Linked DNA regions of Homo sapiens: region 1 is linked to region 2. The links are chromatin loops, found by intact Hi-C in ENCODE. Cell type or tissue: PC-3. All regions are shown on one strand.

Evidence for each region. A loop is a pair of places that touch in the nucleus more often than their neighbours do. Peaks named below come from ENCODE experiments on the same cell type or tissue, not always from the same donor. Only the 100,000 strongest peaks of a DNase experiment are listed, where the experiment ranks them.
Region 1: a loop joins it to region 2, with 6 times the contacts of the local background. A loop is called at or near these places in 5 of 110 quality-filtered maps.

What each region holds. Positions count from the first base shown.
Region 1 is chr6:81,992,715-82,000,714 of GRCh38, forward strand. All of the region lies in intron 3 of LINC02542 (long intergenic non-protein coding RNA 2542), which reads right to left. Among named protein-coding and RNA genes, the nearest start is that of LINC02542, 110 kb to the right of the region's middle. In PC-3, no CTCF peak of the experiment used is centred here; DNase peaks (open chromatin) are centred at 3,007, 3,837, 4,557 and 4,947; H3K4me3 peaks cover 1,424 bases; H3K27ac peaks cover 4,968 bases.
Region 2 is chr6:81,934,202-81,942,201 of GRCh38, forward strand. The region is part of intron 3 of LINC02542 (long intergenic non-protein coding RNA 2542); the gene reads right to left. Among named protein-coding and RNA genes, the nearest start is that of LINC01526, 120 kb to the left of the region's middle. RefSeq lists an enhancer at 3,448-4,647. In PC-3, no CTCF peak of the experiment used is centred here; DNase peaks (open chromatin) are centred at 3,280, 4,370, 5,140 and 5,450; H3K4me3 peaks cover 2,833 bases; H3K27ac peaks cover 5,271 bases.

The sequences.
Region 1 (8,000 bases), 59 kb after region 2:
ATCAAGTAATTCTCATTTCATACTATTACTCGACTGTAATAAAAAATGAAAAGCCATTCAATAAATTTTCTGAAACCAACACAATTCTTGTGACACAGTTTAATGTAAACATTTTTTAAAGTTTTAAGATTTGTCACTTGAGAAATACTCATGTAAAAATGAGAATAAAAACAAAAATAGAAACTTCAGATATATGGCCAAATTTACTTATAAAAATAGTCTTCAAGGTTTTATTTGAACTCAAAATGTCAGAAAATCAAGACAGAACCTAAGGAAAATTGGAAGAAAAAAATTGGAGAAGTTATTAAATATAATCAAGTAATCAATTACTAAAATAATTGAATAAATTTGAACATAATAGAAATGGATTGTAAAATTTTCAGTTATTTTTAAAAAAGATTTACACTTTGATAAACTTAGCAGAAGAGAAAAAACACAAACATTATTAATGAGAAAGCATATATAATCAAGAAACATGGGATTATTTAAAAGTATGAAAGAATATCATATGCAAATATTCCATACAAAATGTTATAGATATTTTAAAATATAAAATTATAAATATTGTGTGTAATGGACAGTTTGTGAGAAAATATAAATAATCAAGATGGACTCAAAAGAAGTGAAATATCTTAACAGGCCCATAGCTATGGACATTATGTTTTAATTTGAAGAATTGCCTTCAAAGAATGCTATAGAATCCAACAGTTTTATAAGCAAGATCCTTCAACTGTCAAGGAACAGATATTTCTTACGATCTATAAGCCATTTTGGAGTACTAAAACATTTGGAATGCTATTTTTAATACATTTAGTGAAGCAAAGCCATTCCCAATATCAAAATTTCACAAAATTAAAAGGACAAAGATGTAAAGAGAAAGCTATACACAATTTTGGTTAGAAACGCTAGGACTGGGCAGGAGTCCTAAGAAATAGAGTGTAACAGAACATTAGCAAATAACATTTCACATCAGTGGGAAAGGGTGATTTGTTAAAAATGGTGCTGAGATTCAGGTTCATTTTGAAATAAAATAATTTAGATGTATTCACATATACCAAGTTAAATAATCCAAATGAATAAAATTTAAGTGTAAGAGGTGAAAGTATAAAAGAACTAGAAGAAAATTTAGAAACACATTCATACCACTTTGGAGTGGGGAAGACATTTCAAACTATAGCAAAGAAGAAAACGTAAAGGGAAAAGTCTTCCTAGTAAGACTTGGGACTTTATCATTTCGGTCATATTTTTTTCTCTTCACTACTTAAAATTACATTCTTCTGCCTGGGAATATTATATTTTTCTTGTTAAAAATCATAACTTGCCTAAGTCTAGGTTTTAGTAGGCATAATCATTGCCTAGCTAAATTTCAGCTTTTCAAAGTTGAAAAATGAACCAGACGAGGAAGACTTTATGGAAAAAAAGCAGAAACAAAATTACAATGGAAAAGATTGACTAAATAAAAATGAAAGTTTCTAATACCAAAGATTAAATTAAAAGGCAAATCATAAACTATGAATGTATTTGCAACAAATATCACAGCGATAATATCCTTAATAAAATAAAACACAAATTTCCCAACAACTGAGAGTTCAATGAATTATAAATTATTTGCATAAAGAATTATTAACCATTAAAATAGTTTTCATGAGGAAATGGGCATGATTTTTTATTAAATGGAAGACTAATACAAAATCATATATCCATATAGATATATAGACATAGATATATCTCAATTCCAAATGCTTATATGCACTATATGTTCTCATTCATAATATACATCTGTATACCATATGTAAATTTATATTCATATGTTTAGACACATGCATTTATTCATTGTGGCAACAAAGCAAATATTAGTTTGCTAATATTTCGACAAAGTGATGTTGAAATTATAAATGCATTTCTTTTTATTTTATCTTTATAGATTTATCTACTTGAATTACTTTCATAATACAAAAGTATATAAACAGTTTTTTTAAAAAAAGCAATTCACTATCTGGCAACTACTCTCTCCCATGCTCCAGTGGAAGTATCTTCCCTGGGGTTCAATTTAATGTTACACCTTCAAACTTTATAGAGGGCAACATAAAAGGTACTTTGTTCAACATTTTACCTGGGTATTGCGTGATTTTGTGCTTAAAACACTGACTGCTGTGTTCCTCCAAACCACCTATGTAAGAAACTGCATGACAGATTCCTCCTAGAGCTTGGTTCCTGTGATTATTTTAACCAACAATAAAATTATATCCAAACTATTTCAGCTTTGCCTGAGCTACCAGGAAACACAAAGAGGCAAACTCAATGTCCTGTTATAAAAAAGGTTTTATTTTAACAGTCTAAAAACATGTCCTCTCTCTGTCCCTTACAGATGCTTGCTGCTCTACTCTTCTTTCTAATCCTACTTGTAACTTTTACATTAATATAGTTTTATATGGCACATCAAACCCCTTTAGGAAAAGGTGAATGTAAATTGTAAATAAAACATGACTTGGTCATTCTAAGAGGGGTAACAGAAAATGTTTCATCTGCTTTAAGTCATGTTGATGCATTACAGCATCATCTTAACTCTACTCACCTGAAAAATTTCCACATCTAAGCTCTAAAAACCTTTAAAAAGGTGGCAAATTGGAGAATAGCATAAAGCCATTAGATTCATGTAGTCTTTGTTTTTGTAGTGAGCTTATTAGTGATGGCCTTTTGGTTTAAACACTGCCTTTAAGCCTTCGATCCTGGATGCCACCAGGTAATTCATGTTTAAAGAGTCCAAAAAGAAGTATGCACAGTAAAATCATTATCTCCACAATTAATACTTCCACATTACATCAAATAAATATTGTAAAGCATTTGCCACGTGCTGAGACTTGCTGGGCAGTGGGAATAAATGGAGACTACCAAAAGCACTGGACCTGCCATGAAAGAGCACAGTATTCCTCTTCTCTCTGATCTGGCACAGGGCATGATCTTTGTTGATTTTGTTCTTCCATGTCTTACTCTCTGAACCATGATGATGACTAAATTCTGAATCTAATAGGAATCAGATTTCAGATAATTCCCTAAAGCAGTCTGCCAACATTGCAGTAAGAGCAATTAAAGGAATCAGGAAAGTAGAATGCTGCTTTCATTTCATTAGGAGGGTAATATTAATCTAATCTTTGGACAAAGTGAAAAACAACATTGGATAATTACTTTTCAGTTGAAAGATTTCACACTTAAATTTTTTAAATTCCCCCCAGTTGAATAGTTTATATCCACTACTTTCATTCCTCTCTATGCTCCCATCTCTTAAAGTAATCTGGTTTGGCTCCTCCTTCTTCACTGAACCTTCCCAAGAACCACAAATCTGCATTGTTGCTATCCTCAAAGGCCCTTTTTCTGTTTCTGTTTTGCCCTCTTTCTCCTTGCATTCCTTGTAGTTTTTAACATGTTTCATCTTGAAGTAATGCTATCAACCTCTGGGATGAGGCAGCATTTCCTGAAGCTATTCCTTCTTGTTGGTCACTTTGATGACTGCTTTTGTCAATCCTTCCCCACCTCCCCAAACACAGGCTTTTCACAAGGTTGGAACCTTTGCCCCCTCTCTCAAATATTCATACTACTTCTTCTGGAAAACTCATTGACTATTAATACTTCAATTATCATTTCTATATGTATGCCACCCAAATCTTTAGCTATCAAAGATGCAGGCCCACATCTCCAAAGACGAAGTGGTTGGTTCGCATAGACATCCCACCATTGCTTTTAACTCAATATATTTAAAATAAAATTTCTCATCTCCCCTAAACACACACTCACTCGATGACTATTTTGGTTCATAGGCCTCTCAAGCACCCAGACCTCATACCTCTGAGTCATCTCTGAAAACTGTTACTCAAACCATCAGGTTTAACTCAAATACTCATTTGAATTAGTTAGCTTGTTTTTTTGAGTGCTAAGTCTTGATTTTCTCATCTGTAAAATGGGGTTAAAGTAGAGGTCAGATGAGAAGGTCAGATCACAGGTGTGACTGTAATCAAGAACTTAGACTGCCGCATTCATACTGGATGCCATGTGCATATTAAATTGTTTCACTCAGGCCAGTACATGACATATAATACATACTCAATAAATATTTGCTGATCAAAAGAACGAATGAATAACTGATTGAGTTAATGTGACCTTTCCTTCTTTTGAATTCCTATTGCATTTACTGTCTGCTATATCATCCATTTGACTCAGATTATATACTACTCAGTCTCCTGTTAACATTTTAACTATATTTGACCTGACTTCTTGGATAGGCATTCAGATTCTTCAGATTAGACACCTAACTTACCCTTCCTTGTGTTTCTTACAGGGCCCAGCAAAGTCCTTAGACATAGCAGGCATGCACTACTATTTGACTTTATATCTCATTTATAAGTCTTAAATGTATATCAGCTAATTTTTTCCAGTAAAGGAAAGTGGTACACATTATTTTGCAAGCACATATTCTTGAGGCTTTTTAAATTTGTGACTCATACCTTGGTTCAGAAACTAACACTAAACAGTGATTTTAGTGGCATGATGAAAGAGGGTTTAGTCAGGCCTCCTCACTTTTCAGATTTGCTTCAGTTCAGCCATAAAATTCCTTCCCAGCTGTATACCAATAGCCAGGGGCATTTTTACCCCGATATAAAATGTAATCAAGCTGCTTCTAGCTATGTTAAAGTAATCTATATACTGTGGAATTACAACTACGCAGCATGCCAGAAATAAGAGAATTTTTTAAAATGTCTTACTTCACGATGGCATTTCTACACTCAAGCAAACAACTTTCCTGTCTTTCTTCCTCCTCTCTTAAAAAAAAAAACTTGCTCCTCAAGGGGAAAAAAAACAGTACCCACACACTGGCCAGCAGAGTAATTATGATGAAAGGGGAAATATGTACGTGTCAAACAGCACAGCACAGCTTGGGTTATCTGGTCTCTATGAAGAGAACTTTTCAGTTAAATGTGAGTGGGTGAAATTGCTGTGTCACCCACAAAAGTATTTTCATTACCAATTTCCTGGCAGACTTTTACTCACAGCTCTATCTTTATTACTCTGAATACTGGCACATTAAATATCCTAAGATCTAATAAAATAGAAATGAATGAATGATGGGCACTTCCCAGTCACATATGAGCCCAACAGGGTTTTGCATCTCATAAGTTACAAGTAACTCCCATGGGCCAGGCACATCAGAGACAGATTAGTATAATGGGCCTAAAGACTCAGTACATTTACCAGCTTGAGTGACTCTTTAATTTCTGTTTCTGAAATAAACTTCTCCTAGGTGTGGTTTTGACAGTTTGTGCTCCCTCAAACTCTCCTAATATAGAACTTTTAATATAGAGTGCTAATGGGGCAACCATGAAAAGTATGGATTCCTATATAATAGCCCTTTATTAGTTTTCTAGGTCAGCTTTAACGAAGTACCACAAACCGAGTGGCTCAAACAACAGAAATTTATTGTTTCACAGTTCTGGAGGCCTGAAACCTGAGATTAGGGTGTCAGCAGGATGTTCACCCCAAAGGCATCAACCTTAGAAGGATGGTTCCAGGTCTGTCTCCTAGCTTCTGGGAGTTCCTTGGATTTGGGGAGCCTAACTCCAATTTACACATGACATTCTTTCTGTGCGCATGTATCTCCATGTCCAAACTTCTCTTTGTTATAAAGATGCAATCTTCACCATAACTTGATCATCTACAAAGACCCTGTTTCCAAATAAGGTCAAATTTACAGGTACTGGGAGTTAGGACTTCAATATTTTTAGAGGGGACAGAATTCAAACCATAAGAATCCCCATTCAGTCAGTGTGGTTAATCCCAATACATGAGGGAGAGCAACAAAAGTCAACCTTAGCAACACAGATAAACAAGCAACATTGGTATTTGAAGCCACAGAAATGATAATGCCTTCCACTCTTCTGAATCATAATTCACATTTAGGTTAGATCAAATTTTGTTTTTTTTTCCTAAAAAGTAAGCAAAACTGTCTAAAATGAAGGAACGATGACTCCTAAATAATCATACAAACTAACTTTTCCCATATGAATCACCATGAGAATAAAAACTGGAGCATTATCAGCTATACATGAAGATAAATGGACATCTTATAATAATAATAAGAACAACGAAGGCTGGGCACGGTGGCTCATACCTGTAATCCCAGCACTTTGAGAGGCCAAGGCGGGCAGATCACCTGAGGTCAGGAGTTCAAGACCAGTCTGGCTAACATGGTGAAACCCTGTTTCTACTAAAAATACAAAAAATTAGCCAGGTGTGGTGGCACGCACCTGTAATCCCAGCTACTCGGGAAGGCTGAGGCAGTAGAATCACTTGAACCCAGGAGGTGGGGGTTGCAGTGAGCCGAGATTGTGCTCTTGCACTCCAGTTTCGGCAACAAGAGTGAAACTCCATCTCAAAAAAAAATTAATTAATTAAATAAAATAACAACAATGAAAACAGGGAGGGATGTCAGCAAGATGATGGATTAGGAGATTCTAGATGTCATGCCCCGCCAAAACACCAATTTTGGTAACTACCCATGGATGAGTATATCTTTGTGGGAATCACAGAGTCTAACTGATATTTCAGCACTCCAGGGGAACACAAAATCCAAGAGTGGACGCACTGAAAAGGCTAGACATAAATCCTATTAATCAGCTTTCACATTCCACCAAGAGGTTTGCCCGCAGAATGACTCACCTGAGGACCATCATAATCAGCTGACACATGCCTCCAGGACCCCACATGCCCTCCCCATGGACAGTACCCTGTGCATAGCCCACATAAAATCCCATTCATAGCACACATATCTCAACAGAAGGTGTGGATCTTAGCAGACAGCTCAACCCTGCTGATTTGAATAACCTTGAACATTGCCCTAGGAAAAATAAATGGGAGCCTCATAGCACCAGACCTGGTGTTGCAGAATCCAGAGACAGCACACAACCCCTAAAATTTCTCCTCTTATAGAGAACAAGAAGAGTAAAATTGATACATCCAGAAAAAGTCTGAGAGACTCCCAGAATCTCTAGCTGGGCTTGCTGGTGAAGGTCTTTCTCTCTTGAAGCCAGTCAGTAAAGAGTAGAGAAGACGATTACTTCTTCAAATGCAACAAGAGTAACACAAGTCTACAAGGAGCACAAAGAATCAAGGAAATATAGCAGCACCAAAGTAACAAAATAAAGCTCCAGTGGACTAACCCCAAAGAAAGGGAGATTTATAAATTCCATGATAAGTAAATCAAAATAGCCATCCTAAAGCTCAGTGAACTATGAGAGAGTGCAGAACACTAGACAAAATCAGGAAAACAATACATGAAAAGAAAATCGGAAGTTCAATAGAGACAGAGAAACCACAAAAAAAGAGCCAAACAAATTCTGGAGCCAAAGAATACAATGTCTAAAGTGAAAAAAAGAATAGAGAGCTTCAATAGAAGAATCAGTCAAGTAGAAGAAAGAACCAGCAAACACTAAGACAGATCATTTGAAATTACCCAGTCAGAGGAACAAAGATAATAACAATAATAATGAAAAGAGTGAAGAAAGCATATAGGACTTATGGGACACTGTCAAGCAGACCAATAAGCATATCATGGAAATCTCAGAAGGATCAGAGAAAAAGAAAAAGGCTAGAAGGTTATTTAAAGAAATGATGATGACCGGGTGTGGTGGTGCACACCTGTAATCCCAGCACTTTGAGAGGCTGAGCAGGGTGGATCACCTGAGGCCAGGAGTTCAAGACCAGCCTGACCAACATGGTGAAACCCTGTCTGTATTAAATACAAAAAATTACCCAGGCATGGTGGTGCATGCCTGTAATCCCAGCTACTCAGGAGGCTGAGACAGGAGAATCACTTGAACCTGGGAGGCAGAGGTTGCAATGAGCCAGGATCACATAATTGCACTCCAGCCTGGGCAACAACAATGAAACTTCATCTCAAAAAAAAAAAGAAAGAAAGAAAGAAAGAAAGAAATGATGACACAAAACTTCCC
Region 2 (8,000 bases):
GTATTTCATATATTTGAAGCATACGTGATTTCTCTCTACATCTCCCACCCTCCCCTTGGGTGTCTGGCCTCTGTTAAGTTAGGAAAACAGAAAAATGTAAACTTTAGTGATGTGGAGAAAAGGACAGACTCTTCCCCTTCATACCGCACCACAGTTGTATTCTAAGGTCTAGGTTAGGTGTGTTACGGATGTTTCTCTCTGAGGGAGGGGCCTGAAGAGATCAGAGACAATGAACTCCAACCCCTACAGAAGCCTTGAGAGGCAGAGCAAAGTGCTCGCTGTTCTGTCCCTTCTGGTCTCTGGACTCTGTTTAGGAGTCACTTCTAGTACTAATATTTCTGTCAATGAAGAGACTCTCCCCATACTTCCTGATGTCACCCTGTGATGGCTAATTGTTTGTTTGTTTGTTTGTTTTAAGATGGAGTCTGACTCTGTCTCCAGGCTGGAGTGCAGTGACATGATCTCGACTCATTGCAACCTCTGCCTCCCGGGTTCAAGCGATTCTCCTGCCTCAGTCTCACAAGTAGTTGGAACTACAGGTGCACACTACCATGAGCAGCTAATTTTTGTATTTTTAGTAGAAATGGGGTTTCACCATGTTGGTCAGGATGGTCTCGATATTTTGACTTTGTGATCTGCTCGCCTTGGCTTCCCAAAGTGCTGGGATTACAGGTGTGAGCCACTGCGCCCGGCCGTGATGGTTAATTTTATGTCGACTTGGCTAGACAATATACCCAGATATTTGCTCAAGCATTATTCTAGATGTTTCTATGAAGATATTCTTAGATGAGAGTAACTTTTAAATCAGTTGACTTTGAGTAAAACAGATTACACCTCATGATGTGAGTAGGTCTCATCTAGTCAGCTGAAGGCCTTTAAAACAAAAAGCCTGACCTCCTCAGAGGAAGAGGGAATACTGCCAGGAGACTGCTTTGGACTCAAATTGCAGCTCTTCCCTGGGTCTCCAGCCTGCCAAACTACCCTGCAGATTTTGGATTTGCCAACCTCAACAGTCACATGGGCTATTTCCCTAAAATAAATCTTTCTTTCTGTATATATACACATCCTATCAGTTCTGTTTTGTCGGAGAACTTTATTGAATCTACACCCTACTTCACCAATTCTAAGATGTATATTTTTTCACACTTCTCTAAAATCATAAGATATTTTAAATTGACATTGTTTCCAGTGAAATATGATTGTTCCCAGTATTTGACAGAGTATTCGCCATTCCCTCAACTAGATATTACTTTGGAAATGCAAACTAATAGTTTGCTATATTGAGCTGAGTGACTGTAGTGTAACCACCATCCATGATTTGTATAGCCATGCCATGACTTTTCTCCAAGGATTTCAAAGTTCTATGCAGTTTTAAATAATTATTTTCCATAAGCCTGTCATCTAATTGCCATCTGTAAGCTCTGAAAAAAATATTTTTCCAGGGGATGCAAAACATGAACACTATGAGGGAGACAGAGCTTCAAAGCAATGCTTTGAAAGGGAAGGATAGGAAAATGGAATGGAATATATTTGTCCTCAGTTAAGCCTCATTGTACTACTTAAGCCCCACTTTCCTTTCCATACAGGATTATAGCATTCTAACCACCAACTGTACCTTCTTTATTCTGTTGAAAGAGGCAGTTTGTTTTTCTACCTGGTATATTTTCAAAAGAACTGGATAATTGGCCAATACCATAACAGTTTTTTGATATATCACTGTCTTGCATAAAACTAAGACTCAAAGGTAACAGTACGTCTTAAGTATGTGTGTATGTCAGCATCTCAGTACTTAGTATGTGCACAAAGTAGACATGGATAGTTGTGAATACATGCATGTCACTGAATAACCAGACAACAATGTGAAATGCTGGCAAATGTCCAGGCTTTTTTTTTTTTCTTTTTTGAGACAGGGTCTTGTTCTGTAGCCCAGGTTAGAGTGCTCATTGCAGCTCAACCTCCCAGGCTCAAACAATACTCCTACCTTAGCTTCTCGAGTAGCTGAGATTACAAGTGTGTACTACCATGCCTGGCTAATTTTTAATTTTTTTCTAGAGACAGGGTCTTGCTATGCTGCCCAGGCTGGTCTCAAACTCCTGAGCTCAAGTGAGCCTCCCGCCTTGGCCTCCCAAAGTGCTGGGATTACAAGCATGAACTACTGTACTCAGCCAGATGTCCAGGCATTTAAGGAAGCCCTTCAAATCTACATACTCAAAATCATCAAATAAGTGACTATTTGCCCCCCTTTTATTTATTTATGTATTACATCTTCCCTTATATTCTAGGTGCATGTGTGTGTATGTGTGTGATTGAGTAAGTCAGAGACAGAGAGAAGTTGAGCGAATGAGAGACAGAGATTGTCTCTTCTGGGTTGTGAATATTTTGAAGGTGGCTTCATCAAAATACCATAGGTTTAGTGCCACCATTTTGAATACTGCTTCTGCCACATATAGGCAATGTGACTTTGGAATAATTACTTAACTTTTCTCATCTTCAGTTTTTGTACTTAGAAAATAAACATAATACCTGCGTTGAAGAGTTTAGTGAGGCTTAAAAATAATTTTTGAAAGAAACAGGCGAAATTTTAGATCTCATCCCATGTCTCTCTCCTGCTGTAGCCCTAGGCACAGCGCCTTGTACTTGGAAGGTACTGTCATGTTTTTTGAATGAATCGCCAAGTGTCTTGACAAAAAACACACACTATTTTTGGCTTTCTATAAAACATGCAATAAATTTTATGGCCTGACTCTTTTGAGTACAAAGTAAAGAACCATTCATGATATGATCCCGTTTTACCCCAAATGTTTAATATTTTCAACCAGAGTCATCAAATCCAATGTATTACTTATGTTCTAGCCTCACTGTCCTATATAAATATCATCTTCATTTAGATGAAAACGACAACCATAAAACAAACAATACTGCAGATATTTCAGTTAAACCATGGAACTTACTTCAAGTTTATGGTATTACTAGTTTGAATTTTTCACAGAAGAAACCAAGATAGTCATTTCTAGTTTTTAAGAGATAAAAAAAATCACAAAACAGACATCTTCATGTCAACATTATTTCCCCTTTTGTTACTTTCTTTCCTTTCTTTTTCCACTGTCTTCTCCCCTACCCACCATCTGTTTGTTTGGAAGATCAATGAATGAATCATCCAACAGGCGAACAAACTCTGGATGACACATTACTTTAAGCCACATCTGAAATGAATTGAAAGTTTAAAAGGCCACATAATAACATCGATCAGTATACATGCTTTTCTTGTTGAAAGATAATCAGATGCCAGAAGGGCCCTTTGTAACACACTGTCCCAGGGACTATCAATTCCAACATCCACACATATGTTCCCCCCATAAAGCACTGGCAGCCATTTTGTACTTATTGACTGTGCCTCTATAATTCTTCTTCAGATAAATGATTCACCAGATTGTAGTAGCCCTTAGTCAGAGAATCACAACTAACAGCTAAAAGCAAGTGTCAAAACCAAGCAAATGAGAGAGCGATAGTCTCTTCCCACTGTTCCGGGTGGCAATGGAAAGAGTAAATCCTAAATAGACTGGAAGCTGAGAACAGACAGCCGGAAAGAAGGTAGGACGATAAGAGGGAAGAAAGAAAGTGTTAGTGGATGGATTTAGGGCCAGATTAGTTCAAAAGCCTGAGTAAAATTTCAGCTCTAAGTTGTAGAAACTGAGTGGAAGCTGGAATCCAAACAAGTACTTCATTTATTCAGTGGAAATATTTAACCAATACTCTATGTCAGGACATGTTCTAGATACTGGGGATATGTTATTAATCAAAACAGAAATGTGTAAACTCCTAGAAAGTATATTCCAGTGGGGGATGATAACAACAAACATTTAATGTAATCAATCAATCAATTACTCATAAAGTATATTGAAAGAGAAAGAGAAGTGCTGTAGAAAAATTAAAAATCAGGGCAAGGAGAATTGCAAAGGCCAGAGTGGAAGCTTCCATGTAAATGCTGTGGTCTTAGCAAGAGGATTAAATATCAATAATTCACCAGAAAACGGCAGAGTCACAAAACTAAAAGGAAACCATTATGTAACATAACACAAAGAGAGCAATTTCATGACAGTATATAAAAGGACTACTCACATTTTTCATCTAATTTAAAGAAAATATTTACTATGCATGTAACACCAGAGAAGCTCTGAAAACATTTCAGAGATAGTTCCTTGTCCATATGCTTCTTTAATAAAACACCTTTCTGCTAAAGAACACAGTTATGTGGACTTCACTTACTGGCAAGGTCAAAGTCCTCTAAAAGCAGTTTCGTTTCATCACTGTCCATGTGACTGATACTATTATCTTTGTTTTACAGGTGGGGACATTAGAATGTTGATGACTAAGCACCATGAGTCAGTGGTAGGGTTTATGGAAAACGCATGTCCTAGGCAGCATGCAAATGACTTCATCTTATGTGGGTTTGGCCATGTAAGAAGTTAAATTATCTCAGCAATTTTGTGAACTTGGCTTTCTTCATAATTATCCTTCTTCCCGTCTGCTGTCCCAAAAGACCTGGTTACTGAAGAAAGCTCTGTGAGAGCTAAGGATGAGTGTAAATGCCATGAAAACACCATAAAAGTATTCTGTAGGTGCCATGCCACAGGGTTCTTCTAATGAAGGAATTCAGGAAAAGCTTAGGCACTGCCAAAGAGTTTAAGTTCTCAAGTATTTTTTTTTCCCCTCTTAGAAAAGTGCCTTTTTGGCTGGCATTTCATAGGAAAATGACAAAGACTTTACAGCAAGTCCCTTATCTCCTTTCCTTTTTTAAATCTTTAGAACATGGTTAATACTATGTATTTGTGGTTCAACTAGTAAACACTGATTACACTTGGCAAGTGACAGCAATAGCAGCAACCCCACAAAACTTAGGCAATAATGATGGTTTCTTTAAATTTGGAATTCAAGATAAAATTGGGAAATGCATCAAGAAGGGATAAAGCTCTTTAGGTTATCTTATCACAGAATTTGAAATTTGTGGCCAAGAGAATGAAGTTAAATGTTTATTTTATACTACTTGATCATTCTGAAAGTTTTCCAAGTTATTTCAGACTAAACTTAAAGCAGGATATTGTGTGAATCAACTCTTAAATATTAATGTGGCCCTGCCAAACTGGTTTCCTTAAAACCTCTTTCATTTGTGTTACCCTACCATTTTCTCATGTAACAGATGAAGATAAATGTGCAATGCTGTTAGCCCATTTTGCTACTTGGATTACTAGGTTCACACATAAACACATAGAGAGAGCACCTAATTATTCAGGGCAAACGCCACTTTTGCCCAAGGCAACTTACTTTGTCTACCTATTACTCTTTTAGTGATCATTTTCTTTCCTTTGAAAAGTATCAGAATTGAAATACCAGGAATTCCAAAACAAACCACTCCTCCCTGTGTCATCCTTGTCCCGCTGCTTCTGATCTTGGCCCTCAAACCTAGTCAACGGCCTTATCAGAACTGATCAAGCTGACTTAGATTGGAGTTATTTTGATGAGAGCTTGAGTGTGTAATCAGATGTATGGATTTTTGCCCTCTCCCAGAAAGAGGTCAGAAACATGTGGATGGAGCCCTAAGGGGTAGCCTGGTCTCGTTTGAAATAAAATAAATTGGCTTCACAGTGGCCACTCTGACCTCTGGCAGTCTAATTTCTCAGCTGGATTATAACTAGATGCCCTACATACAGCTATTCTCAAGAACTACACAAGCCTACGAAAGAGAGAGAAACTTTTAACTGGTGAGAATGCTGGAGCTACATCTGTCCAGGAAACTGGTAACACGGTGACATCAACTGGGCTCCAGAAGTTTTGAGAACTTCCATTTGGCTTTGAGAAACAATTCAAGGTGTTAATTCTGACTTATAAAGCTGTCTGTGTTTTGGATGCTGGTTACCTTAGAAATGGCTCTAAGGCCATTTCTCTTAGCTCTAAGGCTGAAGAGTTCCCAGATTTACACTTCAAACACCCAGAAGCAACACCCTTCCATAAACAGACGAGATGGCTAGAATTAAGGGCTGCTTCAATCTCACAGAATTCTACTTTGTAAATTACAAATTTTACCCCTTGGCTTCCTTTACTGATTAGAAATATGAATGTGGAGAAAGTACCAATGTGAAAATTTTACCATCAGCAGATTAATATCCTTGAGTGTTAAAACATTTAAAGTCCAATCTTAAAAGAGTATAATAACAAATTCCAGTGTATATTTAAATAATGTTCCTGTTTATAACCCTAGCTATACAACATATTTATTCCATGAGATCATATATTTAAACAATTATCTTCTTACTGGCAAGTACATATTCCCATGAGCAATGAGATTTTAATAAATTAGATGTCATCATCTGTAAATACCTTGTTTTAAAATATGCCTTTCATTTATACTAGGTTTTTAAAAGAATTTGGCAGATGTTTCCTTAACCTCTTCACAAGATTGACTTAACCTGCATACACTTGTACCATTTTTACTATACCCTAATTATTCAACCATTGTTTTATTTGTCCAGAAACATCTGAACATGCTTTGAATAATCCAGACAGTGAAGAGTTGAAACTGTCTGGGGATTTAGCATAAGCTTTCTCTGGAACTAGCAGCACCATCAATGCTCAGTGCACCTCCTTTTAATATTCTAGTGTTTTAGGATCATTAACATTCCTTTCAGCTGCAGGATGTCTTTATAATTCTTTTTTTCACAGAGGAAAAAAACAGAAGCAGAATCGATTAAGAGGCTTACCCAAGGCCATTCAACAGATTACTGATAAAGGTAGAATTGGTGCATTATATCTCGTTGAAGAAAGCTTTTCCTTTTTGCGCATTTCTCTACCAACTAAATTAACCCATATCCTATCAGCAGGTGATGTCAATCTCAGAACACAAACTGTTCTTGCTGTTCCTGTTAAAATATATGTATGGAACACATGTATGAGAACACCATATAAAGGAACAAGAAATCAGTAGAGTGAGAGCCAATTCAAGATTTAAGTACAAGAGAAAAGTCCATAACTGTTCAAAATCGGACAGTTACTGGCAGCCTCAAATACTCTTGAGCTGGTATCAAAAGCAGAGAACTGCTGCGCCAGAATGCTAGGACAGTTCCTCATTCCCTCATACAAGCACAAGTATAGTCACCAGCATAAAAAGTCAAGATTGTTAGCAATGCCTAACCACCTAATTGCCCAAGTAACCGTCTTTCTTTTACAGGCCTCATTGTCTTGAGCATGAAGGAAGTGGCAAACCAGTGGGACTGTAATCTATTATCTGTTACCACTAAGAGCAGGGATGCATTGTGACACCAAGTGGGAAAAAAAGGCCAGAGAGATAGACATGGAGGAGACTCATCTGAGTAAGGCTGTACTAGACATTGCCTTCATCTTTCCTTCAAAAGACTGACTTACAACTGTGGGCACACTGGGGAGGGGAGCCAGGAGGAGATAAGAAAAAGAAATCAACTTGATAGAAGAGCTTGAATAGGTTGGGCAAGGAGTGATTTTACATAGAGAGTAGTTTCCTGGTCCTTGCTCTGGTCTACATGCCTGTGAATCAATTACACACACACACACACACACACACACACACACACGCTCTCTCCCTCTCTCTCTCTATCATAAATTAATTACTCCTGCAGATTATTGAATGAAGCCCATGCACAATGTGGCAGAATATGTGATAAATCCACCTGCCAGGACCCTTGGATGGTGCGTATGGTGGGTTGGGCAACACTTATCAAAGGAACAGCCGTCTTGTTCTCACCAAAAAGCACGTGAATAAAAGCCAATGCAAAATGAGCTGCAATCGTAACATTGTTTTACTAAAGTTAATCTGGCTGCCAAGTATGGTCCAAACAGCTTTTTGTTTGCTTGTTTTAAGCCCTAGAGCTTTTGGCTGTTGGCTTTTATGATTGAGATATCAATTTTGAGAAAATCCTTTAATTGTTATGCTTTTTAAAACCTTAATGCCCAGATACCACTCTAAAGGTTTC